2 separate regions of the Homo sapiens genome follow, and region 2 is linked to region 1. A link is a contact called in ENCODE Hi-C or POLR2A ChIA-PET data. All regions are on one chromosome and are shown on one strand. The core of a region is the stretch at or near the end of the contact, and the rest is flanking DNA. Distances in the headings are between cores, read along the strand shown. Region 1 overlaps ZNF532 (zinc finger protein 532). Region 2 has its middle 130 kb from the start of SEC11C.

What was found. Hi-C counts contacts between places; a loop is a spot of excess contacts on that map. ChIA-PET counts read pairs that join two places held with the same protein, here RNA polymerase II (POLR2A). Pooled maps may share reads with other maps.
Region 2: a pooled map shows a loop between it and region 1 (2.9-fold over the local background). The contact joins two enhancer-like sites. A Hi-C loop is called at or near these places in 1 of 37 single-sample maps with no recorded cell type and 3 of 50 pooled maps. POLR2A ChIA-PET finds 5 or more read pairs at or near these places in 9 of 52 experiments (A673, AG04450, B cell and 6 more).

The regions. Positions count from the first base shown.
Region 1 is chr18:58,960,944-58,965,718 of GRCh38, reverse strand. All of the region lies in intron 7 of ZNF532 (zinc finger protein 532), which reads right to left. Among named protein-coding and RNA genes, the nearest start is that of ZNF532, 98 kb to the right of the region's middle. Within about 2 kb of position 1,343, at least 4 of the 41 ENCODE cell types and tissues checked have a DNase peak (open chromatin) inside an H3K27ac peak, as active enhancers do.
Region 2 is chr18:59,012,023-59,016,462 of GRCh38, reverse strand. It overlaps the pseudogene OACYLP. Among named protein-coding and RNA genes, the nearest start is that of SEC11C, 130 kb to the left of the region's middle. Within about 2 kb of position 3,067, at least 3 of the 41 ENCODE cell types and tissues checked have a DNase peak (open chromatin) inside an H3K27ac peak, as active enhancers do.

The DNA.
Region 1 (4,775 bases), core at 94-2,593:
CTGCAAGTAATTCCAGAAAGCATCAGACCCCAGCTAAGGAATATAAAACCAGGACATTCACAGTCTTCCAAAACTACACACACGTCCAGTTAATGATGGCATAACCAACTTTAACCAAGATTGAACACCTAAATGAAATGAAAATGACTACATCAAAAGCAGAAGTAAAAACTGGATGGAAAGACATATCTGCTAACTGTCCCACATCTATATTGAAAGATTCAAGGAGACTAAAATTAAGCAGCTTTTGAAATGTCAGCTTTCATTCTGTGCAAACTGCAGAGTCTGGGCTAGAAACCTGCCTCTGGCAGGCTGCAAAACCCTGGGGTAAGTTATTGAACCTTTCTCAGGCTTCATTTCCTCACCTAAAAGTGGGATTCGTAACTGTCTCCCCTCAGGAGCCTGCTGCAATGAGATAGTAAGTAGGGTAAGCCCTCAGACAGTGTTAGCCCCAGTATCCTTAACACCCCGCCTTCCAATTTAGCCACAAGCTACCAAAATCACCAATAGTTCAATATGTACTTTAATATGCTCTGAACCAAAAATTTTCAACATCCTTTTTACAACACATTTATAGCCTTACATTAAAAAAAGTTCTTATTAAATCAAGTGGAGGACTTCAGAAAACTACATATAGTAAACCATACTAATAAAATATCAAATAAACTAATAAAATATAAATTATAATAAAAGTTAGTATTAAAAATTATAGATTTATATAGTATAAGAAATATGTATTATATATGATCTATAGTATATAAATATATAAGAAATATATGAAGTAAAAATATTTAGAATATAATAAAATTATAGGCCAGGTGTGATGGCGCACATCTGTAATCCTGGCACTTTGGGAGGCCAAGGCTGGAGGATCACTTGAGGCCAGGAGTTTGAGACAAGCCTGGGCAACAAAGACAACTCCCTCTACCCCGAACTCCCTACAAAAAAATGAAAATCAATAAAAATTAGCCAGGCATGGTGGTGTTCACCTGTAGTCCCTGCTACTCAGGAGGCTGAGGCTGGCAGATTGCTCGTGACCAAGAGTGTGAGGTAGCACTGAGCTATGATCACGCCACTGCACTCCAGCCTGAGCGACAGAGCGAGACTCTGTCTAAAAAAAAAAAGAAAAACTGTGTATACACACACACACACACACACACACACACACACACACACACACACAAACAAAATATCAATTCCAGTGGCCAAAACTAATGAAAAATAAGTTTCATAAAGCCAGCAGTGATATACATTTCTAGCATGAATATACAAACTCTTAATGTGCCTTTTAATCACATCTGACACAAATGCAGAATCAAGTGAGAAGCCATCACTCTCTAACAGTCAACCAGAGATAGAAGAGAACATGCAACTGATTTAAAGATATTTCTCCTAAAACCTTGAGATCACAAATAAGTTCTAAGCCAAAAAAGATAGGAGAAACTGGTTTTTTAAAAAATTTTTTACCTGTTGCTAGGGTAACAGGATTTTGGCAGGAAGTCAAAGTCGCCATAGCTAAAAGATGAGTTTTAAAAGGATAAAAATCTATTATATCCCTACATTTAGATTAAATAAGAGACTTTGTAGTAAGGCATGCCTAATGACAACAGGATGAACTCTAACAGTAAAAGAATGAAAATGAAACCATCTGGCAATGAACTATGCAAACTAGACAGTATTTCAGTATTTTTATCCCCTTAACTAATGGCCATCACCACAGTACAGCACGAAGACAGAAACAACATGGAGATGTAACGTTTTATTTCACAAAGTTATCTAAACAAGTTTCAGGGAGATTAAGGGGGGCAATTATGCCCTACCACACATTTCATACACATGGCTAGGTTCCAGGTTGTGTGGGTGAGCACCTTTTAAATTTTTTTTTTTTTTTTTTTTTGAGACAGGGTCTCACTCTGTTGCCCACACTGGAGTGCAGTGACACGACTGCGGCTCACTGCAGCCTCAAGCTCTGGGCTCTAGCAATCCTCCTGCCTCAGCCTCTGAAAGTGTTAGGATTACAGGCGTGAGCCACTGCACCCGGCCAAGTGGGCACTTTAAAAATTTATATACATACACACACACACACACACACACACACACACACACACACACACATTTTTTTCTTTTAAATACTGTGCAAGTGAGAGTCTCTGTAAAGCTCCTCAGTCAATCTGATTCTAAGCATGGTGGTCCCAAACTAGGAAATGCAAGCTGATTGCCTTGCCATTCTTTTCAAAAGTAACAACAGCACACCTGCCTCAGTGGCTGTGGTCATCTCTCCACACTCTGATCCTTTCATTCTCCCACTTTCCTTCACTGCCACTGCTGTCTTTCACCTACATCTCTGAGTGAACTGAAAGTGAATTTCAGAATGGGAAAGGCTACAAAATAGCAAGTATTCAAATCACCTATCACCTGCACCCTGTATGGAAAATGCAGATGAAATCTATGGACTTTTCTTAAAGGCTTTAGGAACAGAAACATTAAGACATCCTAAAATCATTTATAATCAGGCTTTAAATTATATTGAACAGACTTACTAATGCTGTAAATCCAACATCCAGAGAGTTGTGTCCCCTGCCTTCACCACCAAGAGTGAACGTTGGGTGGAGTCTTTAAACAAATACACTTGAGATCAACCTTCCCCAAAACATAAACTCAACAAAGGTGTGTTGGTGCTATAGCAGTCACACAGTGAGGGCCACAGCAATGAGCATCAGCAGCAAGGGCAGGTGTGCGGCAGATCCCAGGTGGTATGAGTGTTCCCAGCCCTGCCACAACACTGGAATCACCTGGAAGCTTTAAGAATGCCAGGGCCGGCTGGGTGCGGTGGCTCACGCCTGTAATCCCAGCACTTTGGGAGGCCGAGGCGGGCAGATCACGAGGTCAGAAGATCGAGACCATCCTGGCTAACATGGTGAAACCCCGTCTCTACTAAAAATACAAAAAATTAGCCGGGCGTGGTGGTGGGCGCCTGTAGTCCCAGCTATTCAGGAGGCTGAGGCAGGAGAATCGCTTGAACCCAGGGTGGGAGCTTGCAGTGAGTCGAGATGGCGTCACTGTACTCCAGCCTGGGCGACAGAGAAAGACTCCATCTCAAAAAAAAAAAAAGAATGCCAGGGCCAGGTCCCACCCCTAGTGATGCCAATTAGCTGGTCTGGTGAGCACCAAGTGTGCTGGGCCGTAGGCTCTCCGGGTGATTCTCGTGTGCAGCTACCAAGTCAGACTCACTGCTCCCCCTGTAGCCTTCCTGCTGACAAGGACTTCTTCCTAGAAGTTCTGTTTCGATCCACAAATTAGATTAACTGTGAAACCAAATGCTTTCCACAGAGACTTGGTTAGTCCATGGAATGACTTTTAGACTGTGACTGGTTTAAAATATCCACCTCACACTAGCAATGGCTACTACATAGATTACCACTGGTAGTTTCCTTTCATTCCAGTGTCCGAGGAGAAAGGTCACATTGGCCCTAGAATCCATTTTTTTTTTTTTTAGACAGAGTCTCGCTCTGTCATCCAGGCTGGAGCGCAGTGGCGTAATCTCGGCTCACCGCAACCTTCACCTCCCGGGTTTAAACAATTCTCCTGCCTCAGCCTCCTGAGTAGCTGGGACTACAGATGCCCGCCACCATGCCCAGCTAATTTTTGTATTTTTGGTAGAGGTGGGGTTTCACCATATTGGCCAGGCTGGTCTCAAACTCCTGACCTCAAATGATACATCCACCTCGGACTCCCAAAAGTGCTGGGATTACAGGCATGACCCACCATGCCCAGCCGACCCTAGAATCCCTTCTATTCCATTATTTTACAGATGAGCATCTGGCCACTACCTGAATACTTCCAGCAACAGATAGGCAGACATTTCACTCATGCATGGCCCCAGCTGGTCTGGAATTATCACATGCTGGTCCTCACATGGAGGACATCTATCTGAAGACAGCTATCAAAGCTCCCCTTAACCCCAACTTCTCTCTTCCTCCTGCCACTGTTTCTAGACTCAGCATTCTGCTTACCCTCCTCTGCTAGTTGTCAGCATCCATCTTAAATCGATGCAATGGAACCTTTCCCTGTTTAGATTCACTGTGGCCACCTTACTGCAGGTGACAAATACTACTTGTCATTCCCTCCCCTTTGCGGTACACGCGGGAATATACTTGGGGCTGCTCACATAATTCATTCTGGGCAATGACTCGTGTTGTGCATCATATCCAGAATAACGAGCGTGTAAAGACCAGGCAGGACTCGCCAGTCTTTTTTTCAGTAACACCTACGTTGAGACAATGGGGCTGAAAGAAACAGCCTTGATCACTGAGTTACCAGTGGAAGGGATGACTGCCCCGGAGAAATGCAAACTCTGCATAGCAAACTCTGTATGTGCAAGAAATGAACTTTTATTGGATAAATCAATGGGCTTTGGGGGATTGTACTGCCACTCAGACTAAGCCAGTAGTTCGCAAAGCATGGTCCCAAGATGAGCAGCATCAGCATCAGCATCAGCTAGGGCTTGTGAGAAATGCAAATGATCGGGTTCCATCCCAGACCTGCTGAATCAGAAGCTGTGGGGTAGAGGCCAGCAACTAGCTGAACAAGCCTTCCAGTTAATTCTGACGCACACTCCAATCTTGGGAACCGCCAGCTAGATTATGGTGCCAAGTCAAAGGAAGGGTGTTAGCTTTCCTTGATATGAATGCTACATCAGCAGCCACAAAGAAGGATGGGTTATAGCAAGATAGTCAAATAAAGACAGAATACTTTTTCATAGAACTTAGCTAAGC
Region 2 (4,440 bases), core at 1,818-4,317, 49 kb before region 1:
AGGCAAGACAGGTGGATCGCTCAAGTTCGAGACCAGCTGGGGCAACATGGTGAAACCCTGTCTCTACAATACAAAAAAAAAAATTAGCCAAGCATGGTGGTACATGCCTATAGTCCCAGATACTCAGGAGGCTGAGGTAGGAGGATTGTTTGAGCCCAGGAGGCAGAGGTTGCAATGAGCTGAGAGTTCACCACTGCACTCCAGCCTGGGTGACAGAGCGAGACCCTGTCTAAAAAAATAAATATATAAATAAAAATATGCTGTAATTATGTTTGTCACAATTGGGGAAAACTGTATGAAAGATATGTGAAACCCTTCTTGATCTGTGTTTTCATAGATTTTGTATTTGTCTATTTGGCATTCACTCATTCATCACTCAATTGTGTTAACTACATTTTCTTATTTTCTGTATTTGTCAAGCTCTGATATCTGTGGCCTTGCTGACTGAGAAGAGACTGCCCCTCCCATGGCTACCCAATTCTTAGAAGGAGCAAAGGCTTATCCTAGGAGCATACCATTAACATGCAAATGAATCAATCCAGAGCCCATGACCCCAGCTATCGCCTTTATCAAACTCTCACACACCAAGTCAATGTTCCTCTGCCCTAAAGCACCCCAGGGCCAGGTGCCAGACAATCTGAGATCACCCATGTTACCCAGAGGCCACCTACGGTATTCAAACCAGGCAGTCCTGCACTGTTCACCCTGCTCTGCCTGGCTTCCCTGCAGAAACCCTGACAAAGGCAGTGACCTATGCTTCTCCTTCACCCTCCTGCCTCCTGGCCAACCATATGCTTCCCCAGGTGGCTCTGTGTGGCATGGCAGGCCCCTCCTTCCAGGAAATGCAAGTACCAAAAGTCATCTTTTTTTTTTTTTGGAGACGGAGTCTCACTCTGTCACCCAGGCTGGAGTGCAGCGGTGCGATCTCAGCTCACTGTAACCTCTGCCTCCCAGGTTCAAGCAAGTCTGTGCTTCAGCCACCCGAGTAGCTGGGATTACAGGCACCCACCACCACGCCCAGCTAATTTTTCTGTATTTTTAGCAGAGATGGGGTTTCACCATGTTGGCTGGGCTGGCCTTGAACTCCTGACCTCATGATCCTCCCGCCTGGGCCTCCCAAAGTGCTGAGATTACAAGCGTGAGCCACCATGCCCAGCCTAAAAATCATCTTTCAATGGCATTGTCCTTTCAATGGAGATGCTAAGTCACTTCCATAAATTAAAATCCCATGGGTACAACTGATACATTGCTGAACTAGTCTTGCAACTTCCTGTGAAGCTATAATTATTTAAAATAAAAAGGTTTAAAAAAGTAAAGTGAGATGGACAACTTTCACACTTTTGAAGTTTGCTGGAACAACTGAGATTGTATATTGTAAGAAGTTGGGTAGAATGGAACTGTTTCAACCATCATAGTCTATAATTCAGTGAGAAGAAAGGTCTTAATTTCCATTTTTTAAATGCTTAATAGTTTTCCATTTTTCTATTTCTTTTTGAATCATTCAAAAAATTTTTAATTTATTTGTTTTGTCTTGCTTTCCAAATATTCATTTATAATTTTTTATTCTTTGTTGTATCTATATTTACTCCTTTTTCATTCTTCAGTTTTTATTTCTATCTTTTCTCACTTGTCCTCCTTCACTATTGCTTGAGGACTCTAACAATCAGCTTTTGGTTTTGCTAATTTTGGTATTCTTTATGGGTTTGTTTCTTTTCTGTCTCATTCATTTCTGACTTTTTTTTTTTTTTTTTTTTTTTTTTGAGATGGAGTCTCAGTCTGTTGCCCAGACTTGAGTGCAGTGGCACCATCTCGGCTCACTGCAACCTCTGCCTCCTGGGTTCAAGTGATTCTCCTGCCTCAGCCTCCTGAGTAGCTGGGATTACAGGCACCTGCCACCATGCCCAGCTAATTTTTGTGTTTTTAGTAGAGACGGGGTTTTACTGTGTTGGCCAGGCTGGTCTGACCTTATTTTTATTATGTCCTTATTGTTTCTTTGAGATTGATCTATCTTTTATAAATTTATGGAGTTGATTGCTTAGCTCATGTTTTCAACCTTCCTTGTGTCCTTATAACATGTATTGAGAGCTAGGAATTTCCCTCTAAGTACTGCTATATCTGTATCTAAATTTTGACCTCTGGTGTTTTCATTATCATTCAGCTCTAAGTGTTTGTGTGTGTGTGTGTGTGTGTGTGTGTGTGTGTGTGTGTGTGTGTGCAACTTTCCAGTACACTTTCTTTTTTTTTTACAAAGAGTTAGCTGGTAATATAATATTTAGTTTCCATACAGAGAAGGTTTCTCTTTCAGCTTTTCTTCTGTCATTTTGAAGTCTGATGTCAATCTGATTGCTGTTCTCTCCAGAAATTTTTAGGATTTCCTCATTGCTTTTAATATTCTTAATTTTATCTCTACTGACATGTACTCAAGTGTAAATTTTCTTTATTTGTTTTAGCATCCTGTAAACCCTTTCAATCTGATATTTTTAATCTTCCTTTAATTCCAGAGAAAGTATTGTCATTATGCGTTCAAATATTGCCTTCCTTCCGTTTGCTTTGTTACATTTCTCCTTTTGGTTTCTATTATCCAACTGTTGGCACCTTTAGCCTCAATATTCTTTGGTTTTTCTTTTACCTTCATGTCTCTTTATCCTTTTCTGCACTGCTTTGAGAGATCTTCAAACTGATCTTCCAGCTCACTAATTTTTCTTGGCCTCTGTCCATCTTACTATCTATCCCATCAATTTTGTTTTGATTTCAACTGTTCCTCTTGACTTTTCCTGATTGTGTTTTCGTGCTTTGTATCAGTCATATTCTCCCTTATCTCTGATTATATTTATTGTGCTTTTTAAAATTCCTGATGACCCACCTGTTCCAATCATTCAGCTTCCCATAGTACATATGTTTATTCAATTCAATGTCCCTCTTTTATGTGCCTGCTCCTCAAGGATTTGGAGGTTTTTGCTTGTGCATTCTTACACTCTGTCTGGTGAAGTGTATGTGTTCAAGAACATGTGACAGCCCAACCCCCAGAGTGTGTGCCACCTCAGAAATTTAAAGAGTGTAGAGAAGACAGCATGACCCTCAGGGCAGAAAACCCTGGCACACAGAATCAGCCGCAATTCCAGCCCTACCAAGCAACTCTCTCAGTCTGGAATTTTCCCTCAAATTATTTGAAAGAAGCAGCACTGAGAAGACATAATCTCCTGTGACTGTGATCCCCCAGCTTCTTAGGGAAGAAAGAGGGCAGAAGGCAGAGGGCAGAAGGGTGAATGAGTGAATGACCAGGAATATTGGTCAGCCCCTAACCCCAGGGAGGCGGGAGAAGGGGCAGGAGGGTGGGATCAGAGCCCTGCCCTGCCGCGAATGCTTCAGACAGAGGCTACCCTGGCTGCTACTGTGGATTTCTTTCTCAGGGGCAATGGTGGCCTGCGGTTTTCACAGGCTAGCATGCTTCAGTGTCCCTGCAGGCTTGGTAAAACACAGAATGCTGGGCCCCACAACCAGAGTTTCTGATTCAGTAGGTATAACATGTGCCTGAGCTTGTGTTTTATCAAATTCTCATGTGATACAGATGCTGCTGATTAGGAACCACTTTGAGGACCACTGTGTAGGCAGTACCACTTGCACACATACAAATGCACACACAGACACACAGACACACACACACCATACATACCGGGTGACTGCCTTCAGGACCCTAAAGGCTTCTCCCAGTTTTGACATCAGTAACAATAACAACTAACACGTAGGCCCTAGTGTGTGCCAGGCATGTTTTGAGTTGCTTTCTGTCCATTGTCTCATTTAACCCTCACACAACTGTGTAATGTTATGAGCTAAGTAATCATTATAGTCCCCATTTTACAGATACGGAAACTGAGGCACAGGGAGGTCACGTCATTCACTCAAGGTCACATTACCAGTAAAGGGTAGTAGAAGTGAGAAAACTGAGGCTCAGAAATGATAAGTAATATACACAACAACATAAACCTACCTCCTTTTACTTGCTAGCAAGAATTAGAGCTGTGTATTCAAACCCAGTTTAAGCTGAATTCATAACCTCTTACTCTTTAAAATAGACACAAGGACCCAGTTTTTACTTGTCAGTTTGGAATATAGATTCTTAGACATAACTAAAGATAATGGTAATCCTTAGAAGGAGTGAGGAGAAAACCCCAATAGAGCTTGTGAAATGACCCAGCTCCTCCAGCATTTCTGTCTTAACTACTGCAATTGGATTTCTGAGATTTAGTCTGGAAATCAGGTTGAAGGAACTGCATTTTGCTTACATGTGTGCTTTAAAAAAAAAAAAAAAAAAAAAGGAACTACATAGGCCGAGTGTGGTGGCTCACACCTGTAATCCCAGCACTTTTGGTGGCTGAGGCAGGTGGATCGCTTGAGCCCACAAGCTCAAGACCACTCTGGGCAATGTGGCAAAACCCCATC